2 separate regions of the Homo sapiens genome follow, and region 1 is linked to region 2. Evidence: chromatin loops called from intact Hi-C (ENCODE). Cell type or tissue: mammary epithelial cell. All regions are shown on one strand.

Region 1 (8,000 bases), 240 kb before region 2:
TTGGAATCATATAGGGAAAAGCTAGGAAAAGCCAGAATGTATCACACAGAATTTATTACTTTTTAATGCCTTTAACGTGGCAATCGACTACAGATTTCCTTTATGATGTGGTAAAAATATGTGGTGTCTACAGTTAATCGCAATTTAGCCATAAACAAACTCTGTCACCTTGGAAAAGTCACTGAATCACTCAAGTATAGTTTCCTCAAAAAATAAATGAGGAAATTCAGTTAGATCACTGCTGTATTTCTGTATAAATGCAAATTTCTTTGGTATAAAATAGTACTATAAGGTTCTTAAACTAATAAGCAACTTTATTTTACAATTTTTGATAACTCATGGTAGGTAGCTCACTTAAAATCTAAAATGTTTCCAAGAAGCTTAAACTAGCCTAAATCTGGTGACATATCTACAACTGGCTTTCCTCTTATTTTGCACATTTTAAGAATCTGTGATTTTTGTATCAAAGTGGATGAAAGGCAGTGTTCACCCCAGTGGCATTTCCTGAATAATGTGCTTTTAGGCACAAAACAAATGCATTGACAACCCCATACAAAGACGAGAGTCTACTTCAAACCCTATCTGAGCCATCTAATATGGCTTCTATTTTGATGACTATTAGGTTGGCAAGTCACTTTAGTAATCAGCAAAAGTGAATTCTACTCATAGTCAACTGGCCACTGCCCATATTTTATGGTGAAACATGTTTCCCCCTGGCTTCTTAAGAAATTGACTTTCTTTTTTAAACAAAAACTGTACATGGGCCAAATAACATACCAACATCACATTTTTTTTACGGTGAAAATACATACTTTACCAAGAGATGGAGAACACCTGAACTGACTTATTAAGCCTGACTAGAAATGATTTTGAAAGAGCAAACAGGACGACTAGAAGCCTGTGCACTTTACATTTATTTTGTGGCCAGTGAGATGGATTCCAGATTATTTCAAGGAATGTTCTTTGACAGTAAGAATTCTAATAAAAGAGCAAAGTATATTTCAAGAGGGGAGTAAAAGAGCCCAAGCCACACATAGTTAAAGCAAAACGTTAGTGGGCAGCCATAACATGTCAGGTGATATAACCAGAATAAAGAACAAACCCATCTGCTCTAGGCCTTCCCTATACTAAATACAGTTGACCCTTGAACAACATGGATTTGAACTGTGTAGGTCCACTTAGTCAGAATTTATCTGCTGCCCCTAAGGCAGCAAGATGAACTCCCCCTCATTCTTCTTCCTCAGGCTACTCAATGTGAAGACGATGTGGATGAAGACTTTTGATGACCCACTTCCACTTAACAGTAAATCTATTTTCTCCCCCTTATAATTTTCTTAATAAAATTTCTTTTCTCTAGCTTACTTTATTGTTAAGACTACTGTATATAATACATATAACACACAAAATATATGCTAATCAACCTTTTATGTTACTGGTAGGCATCTGGTCAATAGCAGGCTATTAATAAAGTTTTTGGGGAGTCAAAAATTATGCGTGTATTTTTGTGTGGTGGGTCAACATCCCTGACCCCACTTGTTCAAGGCTTACCTGAACATTGCTTTAGGATAAAGCATAAAATCATCTTTATGTATCTTATTAAATTAAATTAATTAATTAATTACTTTTTTGAGACAGAGGCTTGTTCTGTCACCCAGGCTGGTGTGCAGTGGTGTGATCTCGGCTCACTGCAACTGCCGCCTCCCAGACTCAAGCGATCCTCCCACCTCAGCCTCCTGAGTAGCTGGGACTACAGGCACGGGCCACCATGCCTGGCTAATTTTTTGTAGAGATGGGGTGCCTCACCACATTGTCCAGGCTGGTTTCAAACTCCTGGACTCAAGAAACCCATTGACTCGGCCTCCCAAAGTGCTAAGATTACAGGCATGAGCTACCACACCCAGCCAATATCTTATTTTAAAACTGAAAAAATAATCTCCTTACTAGTCAACTAAAAGAGAAGAGGAACAGACAGCAAGCAGTGCAAAAACAAATGTATTTTAAATTCAAAAACCTAATTTTCATGAGATTAATGTTACCATTAGTATCCATATCAACCTATACACAGTGAGGTCCCATGGCAACTTCATATCAAGATTCTTTTTTTTTCCAAATGAAACTTAATATTTAACAGAGAAAGAGTATTTTTGACATGATAATGGCAGGAGTGACGTGAGCGAATTGTAAGAAACCAAGTATGGCAAATTCCTTAGGCATTTTCAGCTCTCTTTGGCAATGATTGGGGAGCAGGTGCCCTCATCGCTACAGTAATGAATACTTCAGGCAGGTTCTTGCTGAATGCAAGGAAAGGGTGGGAGGTCCATTCACATACCAAGGTGGAGCCTGTGAATGGTTTACCAATTGGATAAAAAAGAGCTACCAACTTGAGAAAATTCAAAACTAGCTGGAAGATAAGTAAGAGCTTTTGGTGATGGAATACCAGTATTTCCAATATAATCAGCGATGGAAGAGTTTAAAATACAAGGATGCTGGGCTATTAGAACTATTCTCCACTGACTTTTCAACTTCAGGAGGAAATGCAGCTTAATGGAGAGAAGAGGTAAATTGTGCATATGCCAGTTTGTGTTAAGATTCCACTGTGACTTATCAAAGCTGTTTACTTAATCAGAAACAGAGTTATGGGGGCTCAGCAAAAAAGTCTAGAAATAATCTCAGAGAAGAACAATGAAATGCAAACAAAGTAGAAAGCAAAAATCAAGGCATACCAGATGAAATAATCAACAACAGATGTATTTAAGGAGTGTGAGAATTGGAAAAGGATAAACTACCTTATCTTATAAACCACTTTCTCTTATATAGTGTAAACTACACCCCAGACATAATCTGAAAGCTGCTGTTCAGATAGGAGGAGGGCAGGGAAAAATCCAAAGCATAAGAGAAATCCAGCTTTGGAACACGGAGGGTGGAAAAAGAAAGAAACAAAAAGCCTAACTCAATTAGTTTCCCGCAGCCTCTTGGCATCTGAGCTCTATATTCCAGAGATAAGGAAGAGGATTCTGGGAAGGGGAGGAAAGAAAATGAAGTGCCAGGAGGAAATCTGGAATCATTAGAATGGTTTGTATATAACAGTTCTACAGAAAGCATGGGTAGTGCTAGATTACTGCAAGGGAGGTCGTTGACATAAGTATGAGAGGGAGATGGGCAACTCTTGTGATGGTGGAGACGAAGCCAAGACACCCCACATGGCAAAAACAATAATGCGAGGATCCAGGATGAAGAGGAGGAAACAACACCAGCCCTCTGCAATGGCAATGGCATCCCAGTCCAATACTCAATGGTCCTTTTGATAAAGGAGGGGGCACATGCCAGGATAAAGCATCCCCAGGAAATTGTACTGAGATAACAGCAAGTTATGCAAGAACTTCTAAGAGCCAGAAGTGACTAATTTGCCTTCTCTCTCCCAGGAATACTGATGTTCACAGTGTGCATGACAGGTCCCAGAGGTATTGCCTGCAGTCTAAACCCAAAGCACTGTAATCTGTAGCCAGGGCAGATTGTTCCTTTTTACAACAGCTGGGACTCTTCGTGAAAAATCTTAACACACAACTGCTGGTTGCTGTTACAGAGTAAGACACTATGCATTTAAGAGTTCACACACATTAGACTAAGAAAGTCCCGTAAATAAAAAGGTGACCACATCATACCATATACATGATCTCTTTATGTCTGAGCTACTCAGATAAGAATTTAGAAACCGGAAAACCTGTCTCTTGAAGAGATTCAAGGAACAATTACAGGTACATGCAGGAAACAGCAAAACTTTTAGGAATTCGATTCTAAAAATAACTTAGCAACTTGAGACTGGCATTAAAATTCTTTACATTTCTCATCTTTGTTTTGTATGTTACACTTGTTACATATAACTTTTATATGTTACACTAAAGAGCAGCTAATTATAGGTTCAATTGACTCTGTGTGCTAAAGACTGTGTTTCAAGCTTGTTCGTGATCTCAAAGTTGGTAATATTCACAAAAATTAAAAAGGCCTAATATTAGGTAAGTGGTCCTTAAAGAAAATTATCACTTGCAAAATGCCTATCTGCCTTCTTCTCACTCTACTTTCTACAGACTAGCTTAACAACAGCTGTTAATAGTTTTTTCATGAAGCCACATATACTGGCACAATATGCCTATTCCTCTCCCCAACTGTGCATTATTCCTCACCCCAACTGTGTATTATTTGTTTTTCTCATAAAGTAGAAATGAAGGATCCTAATCTCTCAGTCCTAAGAGATTTATATCTTTGGGCGAGGAGATGGGAATAAAGTTTTAATTGTCAAATAACTTCAAAACAATCCTTTATTTTTCTTAAGAATAATATCTTAAAAGTTACCTAAGAGCTAACAATTTCTAAGTCAGAATTCATCAAGCACTTATTCAAAGGCAAAGTTCCTGCTTAAATGTTTTTTTTTGTTTGTTTTTTTTTGTTTTTTGTTTTTTGTTTTTTTTTGAGACAGAGTCTCGCTCTGTCACCCAGGCTGGAGTGCAGTGGCACGATCTCAGCTCACTGCAACTTCCACCTCCCAGATTCAAGTGAATCTCCTGCCTCAGCCTCCCATGTTGCTGGGTCTACAGGTGCACGCCACCATGCCCAGCTAATATTTGTATTTTTTAGTAGAGATGCAGTTTCTCCATGTTGGCCAGGCTGGTCTCGAACTCCTGGCCTTAAGTGATCCTCCCAGCTTGGCTTCCCAAAGTGCTCGGATTACAGGCATGAGCCACCGCACCCAGCCCTTAAATATCTTAAATAACAAAAATTTTGAGCTTAGTCCTTTAAAACTGTTTTTTCTAAAAGCAAGAAGGCATCAAAAATTGCATCAAATAATCACCTGATAAGGGTGACCAATTAGTCCTATCCTTTCTAACAAGAAAGATGATCTTCTGAAATTTCTTCCCATACAAAGAGCTCCTAAAAATAATTTTAAAAAATACTAATTGTCCCTTAAGGAAATGGGCAAAAGACATGGATAAATAATTCAATACAAAATGATAAATATATAACTATGAATAAAGTTCAACCTTACTAATCACTTTTTAAAATAAAATCGGCAAAGGTCTTCAAAATTTCAAGCCCAAGAAGGATACAGTTAAATTCCCATACTTTTGGTGGAAATAAAAACCAGTGGAGAAAATCTGGAAAGTCATTTGGAAATATCAATGAAGGATCACAATATCATAATTTTAAGAATACACATATATTAAGAAGAGAAGAAAACCAAATTAATAGTGATTACTTCTAAGCAACAGAGTCACAGGTAATTTCTATTTTATTTTATGCTCTAAGCGCTTCTGTATTTTCCATTATGAACAACTATACTTTTATAATGCACAAAAAATACTCATATCTTAAAAGATCATCTGTAAAGTCTGAGATCAATTCACTCAAATTACATCCTTTACTTTAAAAAATGTATTCAAGTCAGAACTTCCTGTTTTCCCCAGTACAATGTTTCAAGAATTCCCTTAAAAATTGAGAACTTTAAATGTTAGCAATAATGACAACAATGCTTTCTCAATTAGCTAAAAAAAAGTTCCTTCTTTCTTCTCTACAACTCTGTGACAGGCTTTTTGCCATGCAGTTTCTCAACTTTATCTCTTTTTATTTGTTGTGCTGTTACTTTTAATATTTTACTGACATACTTTGGCTCTGAATACAGAATTCCCCAGTGAAACTGGAGCAGGAATACGTAATGATGGGGTTAACTGTCATGGAAAGACAAGGTTGGAACAGAGGGCAAATAGTTAGTGAAGGCCATATGTTTATGGCCACCACTAACTACACAAGGAATTCTTTCAAACATTTATGGCAACATCTCTCTTTTCCTGCAGTAAAGGTTTCTGGAATAAATGGAAAAAAAGGACAATCTGGGTAGTGGGGGTATACTGCTCTTTCTTTAAAGAATTTTCCAATGTCTCCCAAACAAGGACATTTAGAAAAGCAATATTTGGGTATTATTCTCAGGGTGTGATTAAGCCGCCTATTAACGTTAAGCAATAAAAACCTCACAGAACAGTACCCTCGTAACAAATAGTTTCACCAGGATGGCAACTTAAAAGATGTTTTGTCTTCTCAGCAGAGAAGTCAAAGAGTTGAGAACGGTACCTGGTTATGCGCCATTTGCCCCTGCCCTGGGGCTATTCTGTCTTTGGCTCTGCCCTGCTTCGTGCCCAGCAAGCTGGACCAGCACCCCTGGCAGTGGCTGCATGGCTCCATGACTGCAATTCCACTGAGTAGTCTCTTGGCAGTTTCCTTTTTCACTGGGCTCCCACAATACCTTGTCCTCCCCTTGCCCCATCAGCCCTCAGGTGATGATAATGGCTTCCAGCTGTTGCCAGTTTTTGTGCCTCATCATCTATTAATATCCATTGCTTGCTCACTTAACCCTGTCTACTGTAAACAGCCCCGTTGTTAGAGTTTCTTACACCATTTGGAGTTAACTCTGTTTTCTGCCAGAGTGAGACTGACACAACACCCATTCCACCAATTCCTTTCTTCTTTTAACGAGAAAGTGTGTGGGCAGGGGTTGGGGTGGTGAAGATTTGTGTTGGTCTCCTTTCTCCACAGAAGCACTAACTTTTAGGGGGTCAACTCCATACGTTAGATAGGTTAAAAATAATATTCCTTAGGTCTTAGCATACACTTTTTTAGAAAAATTGGTGTTTTTCTACAAGTCAACTTCACAACAACGGCAGAGAATCACTAATGCAGTTTCCTCTTTATTTTCTCTCTCCTTGTCTCCCTCCTCCATTTCCCCAAAGGCTATGCAAATGCATTTTAATCATATAATCACGCTTATTACTGGAAGTATCTTGGCACCTTCAAATGTTCTTTGATAAATGTGTTGTAATGCTTATAGGACCTTTGAGAAATATGTGTGGATCAGCAGCATTTTTGAATTTCTTTAATATTTTCTTGGCTTCCATACAACTTTTACCTCTAAAGGCATTTATTTGTATGTTCCATCTCAAAAAACATTGCTTTAAAGATATATGCAGTACACATCTTTTTTGCGAAAACCTCAAATACATTGAAGTGAGATTTCTGTAACCACTGAATTTGCTTCCAACTGAGGGGTGGGGATGTCTATTGATTATCTTCTTGGGCCTGTAAACAAACCGGCCTATAACTGCATCCAAAGACTATGTACACGTGCATTGGTAAACTTTTCTGAGTGTATCTACTGATTTTCAGAAAGGCTAAGAAAGCTAAGTCCTGCTGTAAGTAGTGTGGAATTTTGCAGACATTCAGGGAACAGATTTTGAAACCTTCAAAGGATTCAATTTTGGTTTGGCATTACTACAAGCTGGTATTTATCTTTGGTTCAGAAATTTTCAACAATTATATTTTTTAATATAATGTCAGCAATTATATTTAAAACGTGAATGCTAATCAATAGGACAACACCAAATTTGAGATAATCATTACTTCCTTTCAGTTACTATTATAAGAGACACAGGAGAAAACAGTAACAATAGAGGCAAGTGAGAGAAGCCACAACTGAATCTAATTGTTGTTTAACTCTTGCTCTTTTTTTAAAAAAAAATCTTGTGTATTTTATTGGAGTTTAAATCCTACAACTGTTATGCTTTGGCTACAGAATTAGATCTTTGTATGAAATCTTGTTTTAGAAGCTATGTTAACTTCTGGAATTATATCAAAGAACTTCAGACCTGGAATGGAACTTGAAGTTCTATCTGTCTTTTACATCCTTCCCCAAGGCTCACCGAATGCCTACTGTGGGCCAGACACTGCTAGAAACTGGAGTCACAGTGAAGATGACACCATGATCCAAGCCAGTAAATGAGCACAGATGTAAAAACTTCCCACTCCTGGCATGCTTTCTTCTATGTAACATTCCTCCTAAACTATCATCTAAACTGACACATTTTTAGTGACAGAGAGAAAACTATTTTATCAAAAAGCAAAGGTGAGCTGTTAAAAAATCATTTCCTTAAAACCATCTTTCTCCCCAAAAGCCTTCA
Region 2 (8,000 bases):
TCCCTCAAATAGGTTTTCCAAATTTTTTGTTTTTTCCTCTCCCTCAGGAAAACCTATAATTCTTTGTCTGTTTTGCATAATCCCATATTTCTTGGAGACTTTGTTTCTTCTAAATCTTTTTTCTTTATTTTTGTCTGATTGGGTTAATTTGAAAGCCTTGTCTTCAAGCTCTGAAATTGTTTCTTCTACTTAATCTAGTGTATTATTAACACTTTCCACTGCATTTTGTAGTACCCTAAGTGTGTCTTTCATTTCTGGAAGTTCTGATTGGTTTTCTTTTAAAAATCTATCTCTTTAAAAAAAAATTTTTCATTGATATCCTAATTTTTTTTTAATTTGTGTTGGTTTTTACCTTTATCTTGTATCTCCTTGAGTAAATTAATAATCAACCTTTTGAATTTTTATCTGGTGTTTCAAAGATTTAATCTTGGTTTGAATCCACTGCTGGAGAGTTAGTGTGTTTTTTGGGAGGTGTTACAGAACCCTGTTTTTTCATATTGCCAGAATTATTTTTCTGGTTCCTTCTCATTTGGGTAGACTATTTCTTCTCATTATTTTTGAATTTATTTTTCATTTAACTGGGGTTTTTATTTCTTTTATTCCCCTTGAGGGTATGACTTTAATGTTTATAATTTATTGTCACCTAGCTTTGGCTCTAGGTGCTTTCAGTGGTGAAGACTCTGTATAAGTTTCTTGGTTATAGAGAATCTTTGTGTGATGTTTTTCTCAGATGCTCGTTGTAGTAGTGATATGCTTGGTGTTGAGCAGGTTCAGTGTTTCCTGTGGGGGTTTTCAGTCTGGTTCACAGTATAGGCTGCCGCCCACTGCTTCTTTCAAAGGGTCTGTAGTTCCTTTCAGTTTTTCTGTTTAGTTCCTATGTTGCTTCTTGAAAAAAAAGTTCAGAGCATTAATTTCTACACACTACTTTGTCTAAGTGGGAGAGGCATGCTAGCAATACCTCCAATCTGCTATCTTGGGTAAGGGGAGACTTAATGCCCTCCTTTACCTATTTTCTATAAAGTCTATTTTTGTCTGATATAAACATGAACACCTCTGATCTCTTTGGGTTACCATTTGCATGGAATATCTTTTTTCCCTCCTTTTACTTTCAGCCCGAGTATGTCCTTATATCTAAAGTGTCTTGTAGACAGCATATAGTTGGATCTTGTTCTTTTTTAATCCATTCAGCCACTGTATGTCTTTTGACTGGGGAATTTAATCAATTTACATTTAAAGTAATTACTGATAGGTAAGAACTTACTATTATCATTTAATTGTGTTCTGTATGGCTAGTAGTAATTTTGTCCCCCTTTGCGGCTCTTGCTGCCTTTCTATTTCATTGATTCTTCTGTAGTGACATGCTTTTCTTTCTTTCTCATTTTTTCTGGTGCATCTACCATGGGTATTTCACCAGAGAGCTTTATATTTCCATATCCTTTCATGTTACTGTTTAGTATCCCTTTGTTTCAACCTGAAAAACTCCCTTTAACAATTCTTATAAGGCAGGCATAATGGTAATTAATTCCTCGCCTTTTGTTTATCCAGAAAGGTCTTTATTTATTCTTCACTTTTAAAAGTCTTGCCATATATACTATTCTTGATTGTCAGGTTTTTTTTTCCTTCAGCACTCTGTATGGATGAGGGGACATCAAAACTTTCATGGAAAATTGAATTAAAAGATAAAAATTAAAAATATGAACTTTATTTCTTGTCATAAGCTCCAAAAAGTTCCAGTACTCTTGTAAGTGATTGTATCAACCATTTAGTACATCACTAAAAAAGTGGGGGTCCTAGGAACTTAGCCATGTCAATGCAGTCTTTTTTACATTATTAAGTGAAGAAAAATGGATACCCTTTAAAGATGTTTTTAAATTAGAAGACAAAAAGAAGTCAAAAGGAATAAATCACAATTGTAAGGTGGATGCCTAATGATTCCCCATGGAAATTATTTAAAATTTGTCCTTGTTTGATGAGAGGAACGAGCAGAAGCACTGCCATGGCAGAGAACAACTCGCTGATGAAGCTTTCCCAGACGTTTTTCTTCTAAAGCTTTGGGTTTCTCAAAACACTCTCATAATAACCAGATGTTATTTTCTTTTTTATTTTTCTTTTTGGGACGGAGGCAGATGTTATTTTCTTTTGACCCTCCAGAAAGTTAACAAGCAAAATGCCTTGAATATCTCATAAAACTATTGCCATGACTTTTGCTCTTCACCATGTGCCCCTCTTGGTAGCCATTGCTTTGATTGTGCTTTGTCTTCAGGATTGTACTGGCAAAACCATGTTTCATCTGCTGTTACAATTCTTTCGAGAAATGCTTTAGGATCTCAATGCCAATTGTTTGAATTTTTCACTGAAAGCTCTTGTGTGCAGCTAATCTTAGCACAACAGTTTTGGCACCCATTGAGTGGAAAATTTGTTCAACTTTGATTTTTTAGTCAGAATTGTGTAAGCTAAACCAACTGAGATGCCTATGGTGTTTGGCCATTGCTTCTTCTGTGAATTGTTGGCCCTCTTCAGTTAGGCATGAATAAGATGAATTTTTTTCTCATAAATTGATGTGGATGGTCTGCTGCCATGGGCCTCATCTTCATCATCATCTCGTCCCTTCTTAAAATGAATTATCCATTTGGAAGCAGCTGATTTCTTTGGTGTACTATTCCCATAAATTTTTTGTAAAGTATCAATAATTTCACCATTCTTCCACCATGCTTCACCATAAATTTGGTATTTGTTCTTGCCTCAGTAATAGCAGAATACATGTTGCTCTGGATAGGGACTCTTTTCAAATTGATGTCTTACCCAAATCAGCAGGAATTTATTTTAGTGCCAAAAAAAAGTTTGAAATCCATGCATAGTTTTTTTTTTCATAATACATACCGTCCACAAACTTTTTGAAGATCCCTCATATAATCTCATTCCACTCTGTCCTGCGATGCTTCCACTGAGAAATGTGTGATATTCTTATGGAAAGTCTCTGTATATACCACATTGCCTTTCTCCTGTTGCCCTTAAGATTTTTGTTTTTGGAAAGTTGACTAGAATGTGTCTTAGTGTGAATTTCTTTAGTTTCATCATGACTGTAGTCCTTTGAGCTTCTTATATTTGGATATCTATTTCCTTTTTCACATTTGGAAGGTTTTGGCTATTGTAGTTTGAAAAATATTCTGTCCCTCATTTCCTCTATATTCCTCTTCTGAAATTCATGTAATGCATATATTGATTCACTTGATGGCGCCCCATAAGTCCCTTAGGCTTTCTTCATTTTTCCTTTTTCTTTTTGTTCCTCTGACTCAATAATTTCAAATGACCTGTCTTTGAGTTTGCTGATTCTTTCTCTTGCTTAATAAAGTCTGCTGTTGATCCCCTATAATTTTTTTTTTCAAATCAGTTACTGTATTCTTCAGCTTCAGAATTCCTGTTTAGTTATTTAGAATTCCTGTTTGGATCTTTACAGTTTCCATCTCTTAATTGATATTCTCATTTTATTCACAGTTTCATTGTATATGTTTTCTTGTAGTGCACTAATTTAAAATGTTCCTTTTAAACTATTTGTCAGGTAATTCACAGATCTCCATTTCTTTTGGGTCAGTTTACGGACAGTTATTTTGTTCTTCTGATTGGACCATATTTTCCCTGTTTGTGTGCCTTATATTTTGTTGTAATTTTTGTATTTGAATAAACGGTCACCTCTTCCAGTCTTTACAGACTGGTTTTGGATGGAAAAAGATCTTCACCAATCAGCCCAGCTAGAGATTCTGGCGGTCTCTCAAACCTTTTACAGAGATGAATTTTTTCTGAGCCTATGTGTGTAATTTCACAACCAGACAAAGTTTTCTGGTTTCTTTTTCAGGAGTCTACAGTCTCTTGCACCCTCTGGTGTCTGTTTGCAGTACTACGGGTATTTTGGTACTGCCACCAACCGCTGAGCTCTCTTGTTCTCAGCAGTCCCCAGGCAATCAAAGTATGCCTATTCCTCATCAGCACTCCAAGTCAAGCAAGGCAGAAACCAGTCACTTGAGTAGTCTCAAAAAGCCAGCACATTGGACATAATTCCATTTTACTCTTTTTCTCCCAAGGGAGAAACCAGTCACTGGACTTTTTTTCCTCATCATTAGCTGTGGTGGCTTGGGGAAGGGGCCGACTCAGATGAAATGAAACAGCTTTTCTTACCTGTTTCAAAACCATGGTTCTTGGTTTTAAACTGGAGTTCTGTGACTTCATAAGTGATTTCTGGCCTTCTCATAAAGGCTTTATTGGACCACATATTGTTAAGTCAGTATTTCTGTAGGGGTAGAAGTCTGGTGCTCCCTATTCCTCCATCTTGCTGACTGCAGACAGGCTTATTTTTGTAATCTCATAAAGCATTCTCTACATGAAGAATTTACAGTAAGGAAGTTTCTTTGATTTAGAACAAAGGTATGAAATATCTTAAACGTCCATTTCCGCCTCTCCCTTTCTGATTTTCTTTTTTTTTTTTTTTTTGCATTTAAAGTATATAAAGACATTGTACTGGACACACAATCTTATATACCATCTCACCTTCATCTCTGATTCCAGCGAGGCTACAGTAAACAGTTCGGCATAGGTATCAACCCACTTTGGGGTAACAATGTCTCATCTCAATCTTACACTAAACATACTTCTTTATTACTTCCCTAGGAGCTTGTTAGATATCTATACGTCTAAGTCTTAAGTGTATTAACACAGAATCGCAGGAAAGGCAGGCCCCAGAAGGCAACCCTTGACTCTCCTCAAGGAGGGAACAGAAGCTGACAGACCAATGCCTCTCTTTTTAATTCCTTAGGTGGACAATTTAGGGATATAGCTTCTGGGCCTCACCAGAAGTAGTAGTCATCCTCAGAAGTAACAAACTAGATAGTGCATCATTGTATTGGCTTTGCCTTTTTCTATTTGATTCTTCAATTCCCTCATTTCACTTCTTGGTCTTGTGGGGTGGAGGTACGTGACCCAGGCTATGATGTACATTAATCAGGGCCTTACTCTACGTGATCTCCTTTTGTTTTCTGTTAAAAAATACAGATACGTTTCCTCTCTTCCACTAGATTATATTCCTTTTAAAGGTAAAGGGCCTCATTTAATTCTGCAGTCCCATAATATGCACTCATGATTTTTGTCCAATACATGCAACAATTTCCCATTGTAGATGGCCTCACTAGTCCCAAATGATTTAAAATGAAAAAAAAAAACTTTCACAAGCTTGAAAGCTAATCATTTATGCAAAACTTTTAAAATCCAGATCCATTTTTATAATGTTTTGTTGCTAAAGCCCAGTTTTTAGACTTGGTCAAATATGCTCTATTTAGATAATGCATCTCAGATATCCATTTACTGATAGTAAATATATTTTTGAAGGTGATCTTTCTGTGTACGTAATAAGTGCCAACAATGTTTTAGTAAATTATAGATCCCTGAAGAAAAACGCTATAGATCTATAACAATCTCAGGTTTTCTTTTCCCATATAAAAAGTTCTAATTAAAAAAAATTCCCCCCAGATTAAAATAAACATGTCTTTACATGATTCCTCCTGCAAGACTCAAGCCAAACACACATTTCTCTGGCTTGAAGTTAAATCATTATATGAAATAACTAAAAAAGATAAAATCTTACCAAAACATTGCCTTTGCTTTAAGTGATGCTTTTAACAAACAAAAGAAAAAGCTCATGATAAAGGGATCAACTCAGAACATAGATAATACAAGATTTAGTGGTCTTCTGCGCAGAATAAGAGAAATACTGTGTTAGTTCTCAATAATCAACAAGCAATTAAAACAATTCTGAAAATACTTGAAATCTGGACAGATACAGATGTATTTTTTATTGAAATTTTACCCTAAGGCACAACATTACATTTTCCTGCCCTGCAACTCTAGTGGTTTAGATGCTAGATATCAATACTGGCACATGAAGCTTGATAGCTGGACATGTTAGCAGAGGAAAAGGAAAATGTGACAAAAAGATCCTACTTGAAGACGCATAAAATCTGTTGTTCACCTAGACAAGTATGTTAACACCAACAAGTCTCAACTATGATTTACACTGTAATCTCTGCTCAATTACCATAGAAAATCTTAAATTAGCTAAGCTCTAGCCCACAGAATTCAGGGTGTTGCAAATTTGACTGCCAAGATGTTAGAAAACAAAGCTTGTGGTTAGCTCTCTGACAAGTACTTGCTTCTCCAAAGCCGAGACACTTTAACTATCCTCTCTTTCTACCACATTTCCCATTTGCTGTGAATGCTCAGGTGTGGTAAAGATCAAGGCAAATCCCTACCAAAGCTACTCATGTATGGAGAACCAACTCAGCTTCTAACACCACGTTCAAAGTACCATTGGGTTTGTATTGTTTACTGTGCAGAAGACCCGGAATACTGGAACTGAAAGAGATTTTAAGGGGCATCTAATCCAAAACCCTGAGAGGCTGTCCAAGGTGGCGAAGTCAGTGGCAAGACTGGGTCATGAACTCAGGGCACCTAATTCCTAATCAACATTTTGTGGGGAGAAGTGGTTTATTTCCCTCTAACTCAAAATAACTCAATGATAATTTTAGTGCAGTGAGCAAGCTAACATAAAAGGTTATTCTTAATTTTGAGAATGGATTATCTCTTATCTGAGAAGATTTGAAATCACATTTAAACAAGTATCTAGAGATATATTATTCTAAGAACAAGATAATTCAGTGTCGGCAATGAAATAAACTGAAATTATATTAACCTTGACAAATTTCGATTTATAAAACTAATCCAGATTAGATACAAATATAATTAACATTAACCTCGCTTGAATTAAGTTTTGCATATCCTCATTCAAAACTCCACACTAATGTTCTATCACTAACAGTAAAACATTCTACATACGGCCTAGATTGAGGGTGAAGACAGATCATCTTGCATATGGAGAACTGCTCTGCCTTACTTGGGTAAGGCAGAACTGTTTGGCACTTCCTAAGGCCAAGCACGTGACTTTGCTTTAAAGCTCCATTCCATGAGGTCAATGCCAGGTCCGCTAGCCCAAAATGAACAAACTTTTTAATCCAGATCCATCATGGGTCATTTATTCTATAAACACAGTCCAGATATTTTCACAGCTCTGGGCCAGATGCCACAGAGGAACAGAATATGAATTTGAAAAATACCAACTATTTACAGGGCACCAATTGTGTGCCAGCCTTACAAATGTTATCATAACCCTACATGAGACATATTATTATTCTGTTTTGTAAAGGGAGAAACTGAGAAAGCATAACCAAAGCTAGTAGAAGGCAGAGCTTTGCAACACCTGCATTCTCACTGAGAATTCTAACCCACCCGAGCCTGACACCAAGCTCCTCTGCATTTCAGCAGGGCACTCAAGAAGCAATGTAGATGTGTGGTATTATTTCTGAAGGCTCTGTTCTGTTCCATTGGTCTATATCTACAACCATCTGGTCTATGACAAACCTGGCAAAAACAAGAAATGGGGAAAGGATTCCCTATTTAATAAATGGTGCTGGGAAAACTGGCTAGCCGTATGTAGAAAGCTGAAACCGGATCCCTTCCTTACACCTTATACAAAAACTAACTCAAGATGGATTAAAGACTTAAATGTTAGACCTAAAACCATAAAAAGCCTAGAAGAAAACCTAGACAATACTATTCAGGACACAGGCATGGGCAAGGACTTCACGACTAAAAACACAAAAAGCAATGGCAACAAAAGCCAAATTTGACAAATGGGATCTAATTAAACTAAAGAGCTTCTGCACAGCAAAAGAAACTACCATCAGAGTGAACAGGCAACGTACAGAATAGGAGAAAATTTTTACAATCTACCCATCTGACAAAGGGCTAATATCCAGAATCTACAAAGAACTTAAACAAATTTACAGGAAAAAATCAACCCCATCAAAAAGTGGGCCAAGCATATGAACAGACACTTCTCAAAAGACATTTATGCAGCCAAAAAACACATGAAAAAATGTTCATCATCACTGGCCATC

What was found. A loop is a pair of places that touch in the nucleus more often than their neighbours do. Peaks named below come from ENCODE experiments on the same cell type or tissue, not always from the same donor. Only the 100,000 strongest peaks of a DNase experiment are listed, where the experiment ranks them.
Region 1: a loop joins it to region 2, with 11 times the contacts of the local background. A loop is called at or near these places in 11 of 110 quality-filtered maps.

Annotation. Positions count from the first base shown.
Region 1 is chr10:58,771,841-58,779,840 of GRCh38, reverse strand. All of the region lies in intron 3 of BICC1 (BicC family RNA binding protein 1), which reads right to left. Among named protein-coding and RNA genes, the nearest start is that of LINC00844, 220 kb to the left of the region's middle. In mammary epithelial cell, no CTCF peak of the experiment used is centred here; a DNase peak (open chromatin) is centred at 3,450.
Region 2 is chr10:58,527,170-58,535,169 of GRCh38, reverse strand. All of the region lies in intron 1 of BICC1 (BicC family RNA binding protein 1), which reads right to left. Among named protein-coding and RNA genes, the nearest start is that of BICC1, 18 kb to the right of the region's middle. RefSeq lists a silencer at 3,759-3,818. In mammary epithelial cell, a CTCF peak has its summit at 3,876 (motif pointing left); a DNase peak (open chromatin) is centred at 3,889.